2 separate regions of the Homo sapiens genome follow, and region 1 is linked to region 2. The links are chromatin loops, found by intact Hi-C in ENCODE. Cell type or tissue: chondrocyte. All regions are shown on one strand. Links, peaks and the distances in the headings refer to the core of each region. The heading gives the core; the rest is flanking DNA. Region 1 overlaps TFEB (transcription factor EB). Region 2 has its middle 6.3 kb from the start of TAF8.

Region 1 (8,257 bases), core at 1-8,000, 340 kb after region 2:
GCAGAGCCGTGTGGAGGAGAGAGTGGGCTCCTAGACCTGCTGTGGGAGCCTCCACACTCCCAGGCCTCCTGCGGAGCACACAGGCCCAGGCACACACTGTCCCAAAGGTTGTCTGCTCTCTTCTGGAGCTGCTCTTTGGGCAGGCAGGCAAGTCCTGGTGCAGTGTGTGTGTACTGGTGAGTGTGTATGTGTGGACAGTGGCTTATGTGTGAGAGGTGGTGTTTGCATGAATGGGTGTGTCTCATATGGTCTGTCTGGGTTGCTTTTCCACTGGTAACCATCTCGGCTTTGAAGCTGTTTCCCCATAGACCTGGATTGTTTTCCCCTCCTGCACGGGCCAGAGCCCCAGCACCCAGTGAGCCAGAGCCCACCTGCAGCCTTGCATTCTGGCCTCCACCTTGGCTCTTGAGCCTGAGAATCAGGCTGCTTAATTTCCCTGTGGGGCTCAGAAGGGCCCTGCCTGTCCTTTAAAATAGCTCTGTGCTTCCACCAGGGGCCTGTGCTTCCCTGCTGTGTTCTCCCACCCGCCACCAATTTTCATGCTTGGAACCAGGGAACTAAGTCCCCAGAAGGCAACAAGTAAAGTGTCTTTAATGTGCCCACACATCTCCCAGGGCAGTTTGTTAAAATGCAGATTCTGACTCAGTGGGTCTGGGCAGGGCCTGAGAGCCTGTTTCTAACCAGCAAACAGGGCGTGCAATGCCTTAAGAGGCCCTCTCCCATCTAAGGCCCTCACTGTCCAGCCAGATGGCTGGTGGTCACCCAGGCAGGGAGCTAGTACTCACAGACCACCTCCAAGGTGCTAGGCACATCACATATTTCAGTTCCATTTACCCCCTCACTGACTCTGAGGAAGGTGGCATTACCGCCATCCTTTTGTACAGATGGGGAAACTGAGGCTCTGAGCGGTTAAGCACCTGCCCCCAGTCACAAAGCTGACAAATGGCAAAGCCAGATTTGAATTCTGGTCTGTCAGGGTCCAGAGCATATTCGTGATCCACTAAGCCCGGCTGTCTTCCAGAGGGCGGACTCAGGACAGATGACGTGGTGGAGGTGGAGGCGGGGTCAGAGGCTCTGTTGGGGAACTGCAAGGGTAGTCCTGGGTGGTTTTGGATGGAAAGGATATCTTGAGGGGAAGGAGGGTTGAATGGGAGTAGTTCTAGAGGAAACAAGAGCTGAGGGGAGGCTGGTGTCCTGCACCCACCTGCTTAGCCAAGAGCCCCTTCACTGATGGGCTCAAGACCCCCTACCTGCCTCCTCTGGCACTTTCCAGACAGACTCTCCACAGGGGCACCCAGCACACTGTGGGGAGACCAGGTGCCCCAGTTCTGCTACCTACCAACTGTGTGACCTCGGGCAAGTTTTCAGCCTCTCTGTGACTCAGTTGCCCCCTCTGTAAAACAGGGGATATGTGAACGCCTCCATCATGGTGGATGGAGCTGTGGTGAGGATTAAATCAGTAACACATATCAATGCAGAACAGTGCCTGGTGCAGAGTACGCACTCAGTGTGCATAGTACTAATGCCTCTTGGTTTGCACCTGAGAGAAAACAGGCCACCTTCTGTGAATTCAATGCAATCGTCCATGCTCATAGATGTTTTTGTCCTTTCTTCCTCCATTCCCCTCTCCACTGTCTTCTTTTGTTTAGGAAGACCTGGCTACTTCAGTTGTACAGTGGTTGTTTCCAAAGTACTCAGAAGCAGGTTTGACTCTTAAAAACAAAGCCAGGGAATCGTTCTTTACAGCAGACCAGCCACAGGGAGGCTGGGGAGGCTGAGGCAGCAGATGACGGAGGAGGAGCAGCCCCAGGAGCAGGGGCAGGAGCCAGGCACTGGCGGGGTTGGAGTGCTCTGAGGACTTTGGGCCTGGGGCAGGGAGGGCTGAGGCGGGGGTGGCTTAGGCACTGGGACCCTGAGAGCCATTATTAGAACTCAGGACAGATGCAGGGGGTCCTGGGCCTGCGGCTGGGTTTGGGACCAGGAGCCAGAAGCTGCTCTGCATGCCCGCTGTGTGCCCAGCTGTGGTCGTTGTGCCTGCCTCTTCTCACACTTGGAGTCAACGAGCCTTCCCTGCCCTAAGCAGCTGGCAGCTAGCAGAAGATGCTGGAGTGTGGATTCTTTTCTCCTGAGGAGATGGAAAAGCAAAGGCTGGATCCTAAGGCTGCCATGGCTCTGGAGAGGGAGCTCCCCAATGCTGGGGCAGCCAGCACATGGGACAGTGAAACCGGTGCCTGGCCCTTCCCCTCCCAGCCTGCAGGCCGATTCCACCGGACCAGCCCTCCACACATCCATGCTGCCAGAACCATCAGCACACCAGGCAGGCGGCAGGGAGCCTATGAGAGGTCCCACACAGCCTCTGCATGTTATTTGTGAGGGTCTTGAGTCCCGGAGAGGGGGACAGGACTTGCCCAAGGTCACGCAGCTGGGTGGTGCATACCGATGCAGGTCTTCCAGTCCCACTCTGGCCTTAGGTAGGCTTTTGTGCTGGGCCTGTGGAGGCTGAGAGAGTCCTTGCAAAACAGACTCATCTCAGAGAGTCAGAGCTTGTGGGCCCCAAGTCCACAATGGCATGAACTGACCAATCAGATAGAGTCTTAGGCCTCACCTTCCCTGGGGAGGGACCTCATTGACCACATAGGCTGACGTAGCATCCATGAAAACTTTAGCTGATCTTTCCTGCAGGGGACATGAGCAGGTTCGCTGGGGTGGGCCAGAGGGTACTTGGGGCAAGTGGAGTTTCAGTCTCTAAACCCCTCTATCGCCCTCAGGCCCCTTTCCTGTCCTAGGAGCCATCTATGGCTGAGTCCCACTCCTCCCCCAACCCTTACCACCCTCACCTCACTATGGTCTGGTGCCAGATCTCTGATCCCTGGAATCACATTTCTGTCTGACCAACTCATATAGCCTCCCCTTCCGCCCCCTCCGACCCAGGCTCTCAGGCGGGCTAACCGTCTCAGCGAGATTCAGATTTGTCACCCTCTGAGCCTCCTGGGCATGGATGTCTTGGCTATTTAGCAAAAAGCATCTGTGGGTGGGGTCTGGGAGGGCTGAGGAGCATGCAGGCCTCTCTGGGGAACCTCTGTAGGATTCGCTGAGGGTGACATGGGATGAGGGGGGCGCAGGACTGGGAGTGCAGGGGACAACAAGCCATCTACATGGGGAGACCTTTCCTATGGGCCCCAGGTTACCTCTCCTGGGCTGGAGCTGCTGGTGGTCACATACCTGAGAGACCTGGGCTTGAACCCCCACTTCACTGTGCTCTTGCAGTGTGACTTCTGACAAGCTGCTTAATCTTTCTTTTTTTTTTTTTTTTGAGACGGAGCCTTGCTCTGTCGCCCAGGCTGGAGTGCAGTGGTGCGATCTCAGCTCATTACAACCTCTGCCTCCTGAGTTCAAGCCATTCTCCTGCCTCAGCCTCCCAAGTAGCTGGGACTACAGGCATGTGCCACCGCGCCTGGCTAATTTTTGTATTTTTAGTAGAGACAGGGTTTCACCATGTTGGCCAGGCTGGTCTCGAACTCCTGACCTCAAGTGATCCACCTGCCTCAGCCTCCCAAAGTGCTGGGATTACAGGCATGAGCCACTGCGCCTGGCCTACTTAACCTTTCTGAGTCTCGGTTTCCTATCCTGCTGTGTTGCTGTTTATCCCATCAAGTGTTTGTGTGGATGAATGTGATTGAACAGAGGCCCCTTGCGCAGTGCAATGTGGGAGGGACTCGGAGCGTTTGCCAAGTGGGTGATAACTGAGTGTGTGGGGGTCACTGGACCAGCAGCCCTTGAGGGCCGTGCATCTCTTTCTGGAAAGTCTGATGGGTGGGATGGTGTGGAGGTTCTGAAGAAGAAAAGTGATTTCTCTGAAACTTCCTTGTAGCTGAGGAGACTGGTAGGTGGCAAGGAAACAACTAGAGAACAAAGCATGGCAGACACAGGCAGGAGGCTGGAGTAGATGGAGTGCCCAGGAGGCGGGTGCAGGGGCACAAGGGGTGGGGGTTCAGTCCCACCACTCCCCAACCCAGGAGAAAGGTGGCTGCCTGCTAAGGGGATCCTTAGACTGCAAGCGGCAGCTGAGGGATGCGGCTACACGTGTGTGCACATGGACATGTGTGCATGTGTGCGTGCATGTGTGTGAGAGAGAAGAGAGAAAGAGAAGCAGACACGGAGAGACAGAGCGTCCACATGGGTGGCTGGGCCGGTCCGTGCATATCACAGGGGTGGAATCCTTTTCTAGTTTCTCCTTTCATGTTCCTATTAGCTACATGTCCCTCGTCCCTGTCCTGCCATGCCCAGTGGCAGTCGTCTTTGCCAGGGCCCAGCTGGTCCCAGTGGGACAGGACAGGGCGACTCCCTGGTCTGCAATGGCCTTTGAAGCTGCTCCCCCTGTTGTCCCGGGCCAACAGTCTGACCAGCCAGGAGGCGCCAGTTCCCACCCTTTCCTGTGGGATGTGAGCTGAAACTTGGGGCTGATGGGCCTGAGCTGTGGGAACAGGAGGCCATTAAGTGGGCCAGGAGCTTGTGTGACCGCCCTTCCTCTCTCCTCTCCTTCCTTTCCCTCCTCCCCACCTCCTGCTGGTGCTCAGAGATTTAAAAACAAGCCCCTGACTGCCCCCTGCCCCCAGCCCTGCAGTCTCCCGCAGCGCATTCCTGCAGGGGGTCTGGGAGAGGCGGTGCAGAACGCATCCTGGGGTCTTGCTCTGCTGCCACTGAAGCGCATTGTGCAGATCTCCCTTTTGGAGCCTCTGCTTCCTCATGTAATTCATTCTTTGTTTCTTGATCTTTTTTTTTTTTTTTTTTTGAGACGGAGTCTCGCTCTGTCGCCCAGGCTGGAGTGCAGTGGCGAGATCTCGGCTCACTGCAAGCTCCGCCTCCCGGGTTCACGCCATTCTCCTGCCTCAGCCTCTTGAGTAGCTGGGACTACAGGCGCCCGCCACCATGCCCGGCTAATTTTTTGTATTTTTAGTAGAGACGGGGTTTCACCGTGTTAGCCAGGATGGTCTCCATCTCTTGACCTTGTGATCCGCCCGCCTCAGCCTCCCAAAGTGCTGGGATTACAGGCGTGAGCCACCGCGCCCAGCCTCTTTTGTTTCTTGATCTTTATTCATCACAAATAGGGGTTGGTCAGTCCTCAGTAAGTGTCCCCACTTGGCAGAGCGGTTCCATTTCATGAAATATACTGAAGACCACATCCTGCATGACAGCCTTTGTGTGCTGTTGGAGACCATAGCACTCAGCCATGGTGATGCAGGACAGGGTCCCGGAGGGAACCTGCCAGGGTGATGGTGACATTCTCCATCTTGATCTAAACAGTGATTATACAAGGCCACACACCTGTAAAAATTCATTGAGCTGTACACTACAAATCTATGCATTTTGCTAGGATAAGTTACACTTCACTAAAAGGGAAAAAGACCAAAACATGGCATTAAAACTGTTAAAAGCATGTGCGTGTCCCATTGACCTCATTTCTGCTTCTGATATCAAGGACCTTTCAATCAAACAGTGCACACTTACCAGGTGTCCTGGGTTTGCTATGTTTCTGTATCGGAAGTTGCCAGCTAATATAATAAAAGGCTATATTATGAAGTATCTCCAGTGTGCCAGGAACTGTGGTAAACACTCCGACTACTTATCCCTTAGAACCCAAAGGAGTGGACATTGTTATTGCTCACCTGCCTCTCTCATCTCCTGCAGTGAATGACATGATATACAAGCTCTGGAAAAGAAAATCTTAAAAGACCCAAGGCTTTTGGAGAGGAAACAGAGGGCTCCTGGTAATAGGAAAAGCTGGCCTGAGGCCTTCCTGCCCCTATCTAGTAAGGAGAGACTGAAGCTGGGGTTACCACTAGGCTGCTCTGCCCCAGTCTGGGCTTTCAGATGGTGTGTATGTGTGTATGTGTGAATGAATGGGTGAATGGATGGGACACTTTCCCCAAAGGAACTTATGCAGGGATGCCCCCAGTGGGCCTGGACGGAGCAACACTGAACAGTGACCAGAATGGTGACACCTCCCCTCTGCCCACAAATTCACACCTGCAAGACAACTTACACACCCAGCCTCCTCACTTAGAGCACAACTGCTATGAGGTAGACGTGGCCCCAGCTGGCAAGCCCTGCTTGACTGATGGGGAGACTGAGGCCATACCCAGACAATTGAGTCCAGCCCAAGGCTAAGACTTGAACCCAAGCACTTGGCCTTTCCCACAGCATCATATGGGCAGGACTGCTGGCTCCTGGGAGTCGTAGGATACCTTTCCACCCCTCACTCTGTTTGGGTCTGGGCCATCTGATGCCCCCTCCCCAGGCCCTACAGTGACTCATGACCACCTCCGTAATGTGGAATGGCTTTGTCCATGAGGATTATGTGATGTCCTTGTTCTGTTTCCTAGTTCATCAGGACTTCCTCTGCTGCCTCCTCTGCCAGAGGGGGCTGAGAAAAATCCCAAGTTTGGTATTTTTTTCTCTCTTCCCTTCCCTAGGCTGAAAGGTTCCTAGGAGGCCACAAAGCCCTTCCTTTGCCTCCAGGAATCTCGAACCTGTTCAGGAAGCTTTTGTTTAGCGGTCAGTTTCTTTCCCCAGGACTGACCGGGCAGCTCCCCCACGACTGAGAGTGTAACAGACTGAATCAGAAGAAAACTTCTTCCGACCACAGAGGTGCAGAGCGTCATCAATGGCTTAAACAGGCCTCCCAGCCTCTGGGCTTGCACACTTTGTTGTTTCAGCCGCCAGACATATGTTTTTCTGGGAATACAGGAAATTATCTCTGCTCTTTGAGGAAGGGTAGAATTTTTTTTTCTGCCTGTGTTTGGGGATTCCAGACTGTTCCATCATCCCGGACACCCTCTGGCTCCTGGGCTGGATGAACGAGATCAGCCGCTGAAACTCTTTGATCGCAGGGAGGCTTCTTCAGTGAGAATTTCTAAAACAAAACGTGGCCGCCCTCACCCTGAATGCAGGACTGAGGCCAAACTCCCAGCCCCAGGGTTGGGGCGGTGCAGCCAGACTGCCAGGGTCCAGCCTTGCCACTCATTAGCTCTGTGACCTTCAGCAAGTGACCACCTCTCTGGGCCTGTGTTTCCTCATTCCTTGAATGGGGACAATAATGGTACCCACGTCACTCATATCATGAAATAATTATGATAATTACATAAGGTGCTTTGAACAGTACCTAGCACACAGTAAGCATTCTATGAGCATTAGCTGTTAGCATAAAATATTTTTTTTTCAATTAGAAAGATATACATCTTCATTCTAGAGAAAGAATAACATTCCAAAAGGCTTTTAAAACCACACAAAATACTTATGGTTACATCATCCAAAGAAGTCAGTAATAATTTTGTATATTTCCTCCCAAGAGGTTTTTCTATACATATTTTTACATTGTGATGATCAGATTTTATATACAATTTCCCCCTACATCCTACATTTTGTCACCTGACATATCCTCATGTTATTTATTGTAAGTATAGCAGTCCATCAGGAGGGACACACCGTAATTTATTTAACTATCCTATAACTGGACATTGAGGTTAGTTTTGACTTTTTTCCATATAATGTGAAGTGCATCTTTATGCACAACATCCTTTTCTGCATCTATGATTACTTCCTTGGACTGGTGAATATTTTTCAAGGCTTTGACATATATTGCCAAATTGCTTTTCCAAAGAGGTTGTACCAAGGTATGCTCTGGCAGTTGTGTTGAAGGTGCCTGGTACCAAAGGCATTTTAAAGTCATAGACACACTTGGGGAAGGGGGGGGGTTTGGAGAAGGGGTGGTGTTGGTGAAGGTAGTTTCCCTAACTCTTCTTTTAAACTATTTAACGTCTGCCCTCATTCTTTTTTTTTTTTTTTTTTTGAGATGGAGTTTCACTCTTGTTGCCCAGGCTGGAGTGCAATGGTGTGATCTCAGTTCACTGCAACCTCTGCCTCCCGGGTTCAAGCAATTCTCCTGCCTCAGCCTCCCAAGCAGCTGGGCCTACAGGCATGTGCCACCACACCTGGCTAATTTTTGTATTTTTAGTAGAGACAGGGTTTCACCGTGTTGCCCAGGCTGGTCTTGAACTCCTGACCTCAAGTGATCTGGCTGCCTCGGCCTGCCAAAGTGCTGGGATTACAGGCGTGAGCCACCATGCCAGGCTGGTCTGCCCTCATTCTTATGTGATTTTAAAATGAGAATACAACACACATACAGAAAATTATAAGTTGTAAGGGAGCAGCTGTACAAATTATTGTAAATATGACACTCTCATGGCACCAACACCCA
Region 2 (8,396 bases), core at 272-8,271:
GGGATGTCAGCTCAGGCTGGAGACCATGCGTTGGGGATCGGTGCTGGGTGGGTCAATGGGGTCGCCGCATCCTCATCACTTCCTAGTTGGCACCGAAAGCTTGGCTCACTTTCCCACTGAGTGAGGTGTTCTGCACGGAATTGAAGGGCAGAGAAACCCCCAAAGGCCCTGAGCCCTCTGTATGTACACACATCGGCACAACCCCCTCCAGCTGATCTGGAAGCCCCGTGGCTTTACCGGGCTGTTGGTCTTCTCATGCCTCAAAGATGGGGTGGAAGGCCAGTAGGAGGGCAGACCAGTGTGGATGGGGAGTCTGTGAGTGCTCTGGCAAGTGCACCGGGATGAAACTGGAGGGAGGGACCCCTCAGTGGTGTCTGATTGATACATAGATGATGATCTTAGCTTCTTCTGTGTCTCTTGAAGTGCCAACAAGAGGAATAACTGAATAAATTGGTTGCTGTTACTAAGGGAGCATTAAGTTATTCATTTGCATTGATTGAACACCTACTATGTGCCTGGCATTATATGGAATGCTGAGGGTGCAATGATGTTATTCATCCACAGCTAATATGGATCACAAAACAATAGACATAGATGCCAAGTACACTGGCTGGGGTGGCTGGGAAGGCTTCAGAGAGAAAAGGACATTTGAGTTGGGTTCAGAAGGATGAAAAGCATAGAAGTCTTTGGGGGCACTTATTCCACAGAACTGGATTGAACCCCAGCTGTGGTGTTGGACACTGGAATATAGGGGCGACCCAGAAACAATTCCTGCTCCCTTTAATCCACTGTCTAACCATCAAGGGAATGAACAGGATGAATCCCAGAAAAGGCAGTTTTCTGGGCTGGGTCCCAAGAACCCAGGAATTCCCAGCTGGGTACAGCTGGGAGGGTCCACCTGGGGGTGATGTGACAGTCCACACAATCCTGGGCACCCCCTCCTCATCCCTGGACTCTGAGACTGTTTCCTCTGACGAGTCCTTGCCCTCTGCCTACCACCTCATTTCTCTTTGGGACCAGACGTGGATAGAGAAGTGGATCTCCCTTTGCTTCCTCACAGATTCTTCTGGCCGTTCAATTCTGGGGCTCCTTCGGGAAATGACTGACACAGCAATTTATGAATTCATTCAGCACCTATTTGCTATGGCCATACTCCATCTGCACAGGCTATTCCCACAGCTGTTGGGGATGTCATGGTAATCAAATCAGAGTTTCTTCCCCTGGAACTTAACACTGAAAGCCTCTGATAATTGTAGCAGAGTTCTAGTCTATGCCAGTTATTGAGATCATGACCTCCATGGTCCCAAACATCTTCTCCTTCCGGCTTCCCCTTCCCTCAAGGGCTTAGAATACTAGCTAACAGTTACATAACACTGTCAGGTACTCTTCTAAGTGGCTTAGAGATCATATCTCATTTAAACCTCCTAATATAGTCCTATGAGGTAGGCATTAGGATTCTCTCCATTTTATAGACGAGGAAACGCAGGCACTGGAGATAAGTAATCTTCCTTCAGACACAAGAAACAAATGGCAGAGCTGGGATTTAAACCTAGGTCACTTGATTTGGGAGGCTTTATTCTTAACCATTAGGCTAGCCTGCCTCCTTCGCTGACCACAAAAAATGTGCACTTGAGCCAGGAACTTAGGAGTTTCCTAAAGGGAGTCTGTGGTCCTGTATCTTGGATGATACAGCCATCTGTTAGCTGAGCCATAGGGCTGGTACTGTTTACAGTGAGCCCAGCAGGCCTGGAATAGAGTTGTGGGAACTGCACAGAGCTGGTATCCTTTCCTGATGGCTGTGTGTGTGTGTGTGCGCGCGCGTGTGTGCGTGCACACAAACGTATGAATGTTTCCCCCTGTGTAAGCCTCACTCAAAGGGAAAGGAGGAATATGAATAAACCGGGAGGAATGAACTAAGATTATATTCAAGAAAGAACTTCTCAACTTGGACGTGATGTGCCAGAATCTGGGGATTTGGGAAACCAAGACACCTCTTTTGTTGGGAATTAAGAATAGCAGAGATGCTCACATTCTAGATGTGCATTCCAGCTTGGTAGATGAGTAAGGAAGATGGCCAAGGAGTGGGTCCAGGCTTAAGATGCTCACACCTCTCTTTCCCACAGCTCCTGCTTCCAAAGCTGCATCTGTATATCCTACCCAGTCCCTCCAGACAGGCTGGGATAATGCTGGTGATGCAAGCGAGAGCACGGGACAGTTTCCATGGATTCCAGCCCCTTTTCCACCTCCTTTCTGAAACGCTTTTAAATTTCTTACAAGGGCCCTCCCCACAGGTTTGGGGAGGCCTTGAGGCGGTCCCTCTCTGCCTGCAGTCAAAGCACTTCGTGCATCTGTCTTTGAGAAAGGGATGTGTGTTGGGGGCATGGGTATTGATGCTGGGAGTCGAGGGTGGGAACTGGGTGGAGGGTGGCTGCACTGAGAAAACGGGTAAGCAGGACGTGAACCTTAAGAACTATAAACCTCCAAGCTGCTCTTCTCCCACGCACGCACCTTCCTCCCTCACTCGCTGGTAGGGTGGGGTGCAGCGGAGCCCTTGGCACGCCCTGGCCCCCTGCCCCAGGCACTGGCTTGGCTGTGGAGAACAGGTTGTACTCTTGAAAAACCACAAGAGGAAGTTTAGGGAGGGCTGGGGGTGGGGAAAGTTCTGGGGCCCCTGCCAAGTTTCCCTTTCCCTGCTGAGCAGTAGATGTGTTTATCTTGCTCTCAAAGACATTTAAATTTTAAATCCTCAAGTTTCAAAGAGCTGTCAAGGCCTGCCCCTTTCTAGGGGTGGCAACAGACACTGCTAGAAATGGCATTGGAACAAGTTACCCATCTGTTGGAATTCCCCTGGGATTCGTGCAGGTTGAGAAAGGCTAATTCCAGAAAGTCTCTTCTTTGGCCCCTTCACTTTTCTCTTCCCCAAAGCATTTCCTACAACCTTTAAACTCAGAGGAATGTGGCTGTAATTGCCACTTAGGAGCTGAATGGTGTTGCGGGAGCTGTCCCTAAGTTTTTACTTGTACTGTCTCATTTAATATTTATTCACCACAACTCTAGGTAGTAAACACCTCTATCTCCAATTTACAGATAGGAAACTGAGGCTCAGAAAGGCAAACTTGCTCAAAGTAATTTAGCTAGTAAGTGGCAGAGCTTGGAATTGAACGAGGATCTATCTGATTTCAAAGTCTAGGCTCTTTACTCGTGAATTAACTCTCAGTCTGAGCATTGACTTTCCTAATATATCAAACACTGAGACAGGGAGGCTGAAATATAAAGGGATTTTTTTAAATGCTGCTGCTAGTATGGGAGAGGGATAGAATTGGAAGGGATTCCTTGGAAGTTAATGTATTTAAGAAAGGATAGCCACTGGGCACAGTGGCTCACGCCTGTAATCCCAGCACTTTGGGAGGCCAAGGTGGGCGGATCACGAGGTCAGCAGTTCGAGACCAGCCTGACCAACATGGTGAAACCTCATCTCTACTAAAAATACAAAAAAAAAAAAAAAAAAAACGTTAGCCGGGCGTGGTCGCACGGGCCTGTAATCCCACCTACTCAGGAGGCTGAGGTGGGAGAATCACTTGAACCCGGGAGGCGGAGGTTGCAGTGAGCCAAGATCACGCCATCGCACTCCAGCCTGGGCAACAGAGTGAGACTCCGTCTCAAATAAATAAATAAATAAATAAAAGGAAAGAAAGAAAAGAAAGAAAAGATAGCCAAGTTAAAAAAAGATGCAGGAGGTGAGAGGTCAGGTCAAATTCTGGAAGATTGCAGCAAAGGGGAAGATTTAGGAGGAATACTATAGCTGTATGCAAATATTTAAAAGTTTGCCCTGGCAAACCTTGAAGTAGGGGGTTAGTGGGACTAGTGGAGGCAGATTTTCAAAAAACGTAGAACTTTCTAACAAATGGGGCTTAGAGCTCATGCTATAAGAGGGGCCTCTGCCAGCAAGACGACCTCAAAGCCCCTTCGCCTGTAAACCCCTGATGTGATTTTCCCCCTGCTTTCCTCTTCTATGTCATTCTTTGCTCTCCCATACTCCCTGGCCCGTGGTAGTCCCTGATCGTCCACCAGGTGGAGCTGTTGCCCCGTGTGTCACCTTGGGGTGACTGGATTGGGTGAATGAAGAGTGTTGCCGGGTTCTTCAGGCGCTGACTGGTTTCAGGGAGCCTCTGCTCCCAGCCCATCACCAGCTGTTTACACACCGGGGCCCAGAGAACTGCTTTTGATCCAGCAAAGCCCCCGTAAAAGGTGCTCTTCTGTCTTGTCCAGGCTCCGGCCAGAACGTGCAGGCCTCCGCCTCTGCGGCATACACCCGTCCCCAGGTCAGGGATTTCTTCCACATCTTCTCTTTCCCCTTCCTGACTGTCCTTTCCCTTTGAGAGAGAGGGACCCGTGTGCCCAGAGCAGAGGGCAGGACCGACGGCCCTGCGAGCCAGCAGGGTAGCTAATGTGGCATGGCCTTTTATGCCCTTCAGAGGGCATGACACCTGTGTCATCTCCCGGAAGGGGCCTCAGGAGCCCCACCTCTCTGAAACTATTTGCACTCAGTGGCCTGACCAGTTCTCCCACCCTGGGTGAAATTCCCCAGGACAGTCGTTCCTGAGGTGAGGGCTGAGGGGTTATCTCTGGAAGGAGACGGTTGCTGGTACCTCCGTCGTTGGCCCAGATCTGCTTGCTGCCCCCTCAGACCTTTAGAGAGGCACAGAGCCACTGGGCCTCCAGGGACACAGAGGCAGAGCCCAGAATGAGCAAGGACACCCTGATTTTTTTGAGACAGGGTCTCACTCTGTCGCCCAGGCTGGAGTGCAGTGGCGTGATCTCGGCTCACTGCAGCCTCGACTTCCCAGGCAGAGTTGATCTCCCCATCTCAGCCTCCTGAGTAGCTGGGACAACACGCGTGGCGCCACCATGCTCAGCTAATTTTTTATTATTTTGTTGAAATGGAGTCTCACTCTGTCGCCCCGGCTGGAGTGCATTGGCACGATCTTGGCCCACTGCAACCTCCGCCTCCCAGATTCAAGTGATTCTCCTGCTTCAGCCTCCCAAGTAGCTAGGATTACAGGCACCCGCCACCACACCCTGCCAACTTTTTGTATCTTTGACGAGGTTTCACCATGTTGGCCAGGATGGTCTTGAATTCCTGACCTCAGGATCCATCCGCCTCGGCCTCCCGAAGTGCTGGGATTACAGGTGTAAGCCACCGCGCCCAGCATACTCAGCTAGTTTTTTGTAGAGATAGTGTTTTGCAGTTTCACCCTGTTGCCCAGGCTGGTCTTGAGCTCCTGGACCCAAGCAGTCCTCCTGCCTCGGCCTCCCAAAGTGCTGAAATTACAGGCGTGGGCCACTGTGCCTGGCCAGAGACACCCATTTTGCAGGTGAGCAAACCAAGGTACTGAGAGGTCTAGCAGCTTGCTTCCTTACACACAGCCCATCTGTGGCTGAGCTGGAAGTCTGACTCAGCCATTTGGCTGTAACATTTGTGCATGTAACCACTAATCTGTGCCATCTCTCATGGAGTGGTCGAGAGAGCCTCTACAGACAAACGACCCCACTTCGAGTCCTAGCTCAGCTCCTTTCTGGCTGTGTGAAAGTTTCTTTGTCTGTAAAATGGGCATAACTATAGACCCCACCTCTCTGGGTAATGGTGAGAATTAATAATAACCAATATTAGTTGAATGCCTACTATATGTCAGGTGTCTTTTTTGCATCCTCACGGCAGACCATGAGGGAGGCATTATTATTCTGCTTCTTATACATAAGGAAACTGAGGCACAGGGGAGGCAGAGAGACTGCAGGATTAAGACTTCCAGCCAGGCGCAGTTGCTCATTCATGTAATCCCAGCACTTTGGAAGGCTGAGGCGGGTGGATCACCTGAGGCCAGGAGTTCGAGACCACCCTGACCGACATGGAGAAACCCCGTCTCTACTAAAAAGACAAAATTAGCTGGGTGTGGTGGCGCATGCCTGTAATCCCGGCTACTCGGGAGGCTGAGGCAGAAGAATCGCTAGAACCCAGGAGGCAGAGGTTGTGGTGAGCCGAGATCGCGCCATTGCACTCCAGTCTGGGCAAGAAGAACGGAACTCCGTCTCAAAAAAAAAAAAACCCACTTCCGAGCCTACGCTTCCCTAAGATTATGAGGCAGTACACACAAAGCCCTGCTGAGTGGTGGGCAGGCCATACGTCCTTTGAGTGATAGCTGCTGTCATTATCACCATATCATGGGCATCATCGTCTCCCAGATAGAGGTCCTCGGGGTGGATATGGGGCCATCTAGATCCAAAGAGACAGCCCTGGTTTCTTTCCTCACCATCCCACCTATGGCTTCATGTTATCCTCTTTTCTAAAATAAAAATCGGTCCACAAGCTCTGGCCTGTGGTCAGACAGTTGGACAGAATATTTGAAGCTGGGGCTGTCCCAGAAACTCCCAGTTCTGGCCCCAGCTTTTGCTGCTCCAACTCACCCTCCCTCTTGTTCTCTGTTCTCTTCCTTCTCTGCTGTTCCTCCCTGCCACCTCCCCTGAGGTCCCTGAGTTCTGGGAAAGGAAGCCGGAGCAGGGGCCTCAGACAGATGCAGACCTTGAGCTCCAATTTGGGCTCCAGATGGAGGAGGGAGGACCAGCCCGGGGCAGGAGCATGAGGCGCAGAGGGCCCCCAGTCTGCCTGTCCCTGGGAAGACGTCTGTTTATTATTCGCAAAGTCTTAAGCTCTGGTTTGTTAAGCTTTGCCATGCTGGGTGCTGTGGAATCCACTGGGAATAAGGCCCAGGGGAGGTTTATTCTACTCTGGCAAGTGGCTATCACAAAGCTGTCTTTGGGTTATAGAGGGGAGGAGTGCTGTTTCCTCCCAGCAGCCGGCCCCTAGGATGCAAGGCTGCCTTTTCCTTTCCTCCCAGCTCCATTGTCTTTTCTGTAAGCGGTGTCTGCTATAGAACCACAAACTTGGAGACTCTTCAAATGTGGCATCTATTTTCATCCTGGGGTTACAAGCCCTCAGATGTACTGAGTGACTGAGCGTAGGCCAGGGCATAGAACATGCTAGTTTTCTCCAGGCCTTCTCTTCCTTCTTTCCAGTCAGCTGGTACCTGCTGGTCCTGGGGGAACTCCCATCTTTTCTTTGAATTCTACCTCTAGGACCCAACTGAGTTTTTCTCTCATATCCCTTGATCTCCGAGGGTACAGCCTTTTCCGGCCTGGGCCCAGCCTTTTGGGTTCTTAAAACTTTTTTCAGTCACTGGACTTGAGCTGGGTGCCTCCTGGGTGGTCCTCAGAAAGTTTTTCCTCCCCCCTGTTTCTTCTCTGCCTTTCCTCTGACACAGGTTCTAGAAGTCATTTTTTGGTGCTTCTTGTGGGAATCTGTTGTGTGGCTTTTCTCTGAATCCTCATGTGTTCCCAGACACATGGCACTCAAGATGTTGGTGATAATAATAGTGCATCTTTACACAACACTTCCATGTGCCAGGGGCTGTTGTAAGTGCTGCCATATCCTGTATGCCATTTGTACATAAGTCAGTTTATAATAAGTATGGATATTTATTAACCCATTTCTCAGCTATTCCTCACAAACATATTCTATGAGGTTTTTTTTTTTGTTTTTTTTTTGTTTGTTTGTTTGTTTTTGAGATGGAGTCTTGCTCTGTCACCCAGGCTGGAGTGCAGTGGCACGATCTCGGCTCACTGCAACCTCTGCCTCCTGGGTTCAAGCAATTCTCTGCCTCAGCCTCCCTAGTAGCTGGGATTAGAGGCACCCACCACCACACCCAGCTAAATTTTGTATTTTCAGTAGAGACTGGGTTTCACCATGTTGGCCAGTCTGGTCTGGAACTCCTGACCTTGTGATCCACCCGCCTCAGCCTCCCAAAGTGCTGGAATTACAGGCATGAGACACTGTGCCTGGCCGAGGTTTTTTATTTTGCAGATAAAGCCCCTGAGGCACAGAGGTTAAGTATCTAGTCCAAAGTCATATAGCTGGTTGTATTGAGAGCCTGGTGGCTGAAATAACTCTGACCTCAGTCAGACTTTTCTTTTTTGTTGTTGTTTTTGTTTTTGTTTTGAGACAGAGTCTCGCTCTGTTGCCCAGGCTGGAGTGCAATGGCACGATCTCAGCTCACTGCAACCTCCACCTCCTAGGTTCAAGTGATTCTCCTACCTCAGCCTCCTAAGTAGCTGGGATTACAGGCTCCCACCACCATGCCCAGCTAATTTTTGTATTTTTAGTAGAGACAGGGTTTCGTCATGTTGTCCAGGCTGGTCTTGAACTCCTGACTTCAGGTGATCCACCCGCCTCAGCCTCCCAAAGTGCTGGGATTACAGGCGTGAGCCACTGTGCCCGGTTCAGACTTTTCATGCACACTGTGTGCACCACACACGTGTGTGTGCACATGTGTATCCACCTACCA

Evidence for each region. Peaks named below come from ENCODE experiments on the same cell type or tissue, not always from the same donor. Only the 100,000 strongest peaks of a DNase experiment are listed, where the experiment ranks them.
Region 1: it touches region 2 in a loop (2.9-fold over the local background); 10 of 110 quality-filtered maps call a loop at or near these places.

What each region holds. Positions count from the first base shown.
Region 1 is chr6:41,697,001-41,705,257 of GRCh38, reverse strand. The region is part of intron 1 of TFEB (transcription factor EB); the gene reads left to right. Among named protein-coding and RNA genes, the nearest start is that of MIR10398, 32 kb to the left of the region's middle. In chondrocyte, for the core only: CTCF peaks have their summits at 4,427 and 6,042; no DNase peak of the experiment used is centred there.
Region 2 is chr6:42,040,072-42,048,467 of GRCh38, reverse strand. It overlaps a transcript of CCND3 not described here. Among named protein-coding and RNA genes, the nearest start is that of TAF8, 6.3 kb to the left of the region's middle. RefSeq lists enhancers at 2,242-2,291, 1,976-2,565, 2,592-2,741, 2,566-3,156, 3,749-3,798 and 2 more. In chondrocyte, for the core only: CTCF peaks have their summits at 3,812 and 4,059 (motif pointing right); a DNase peak (open chromatin) is centred at 2,567.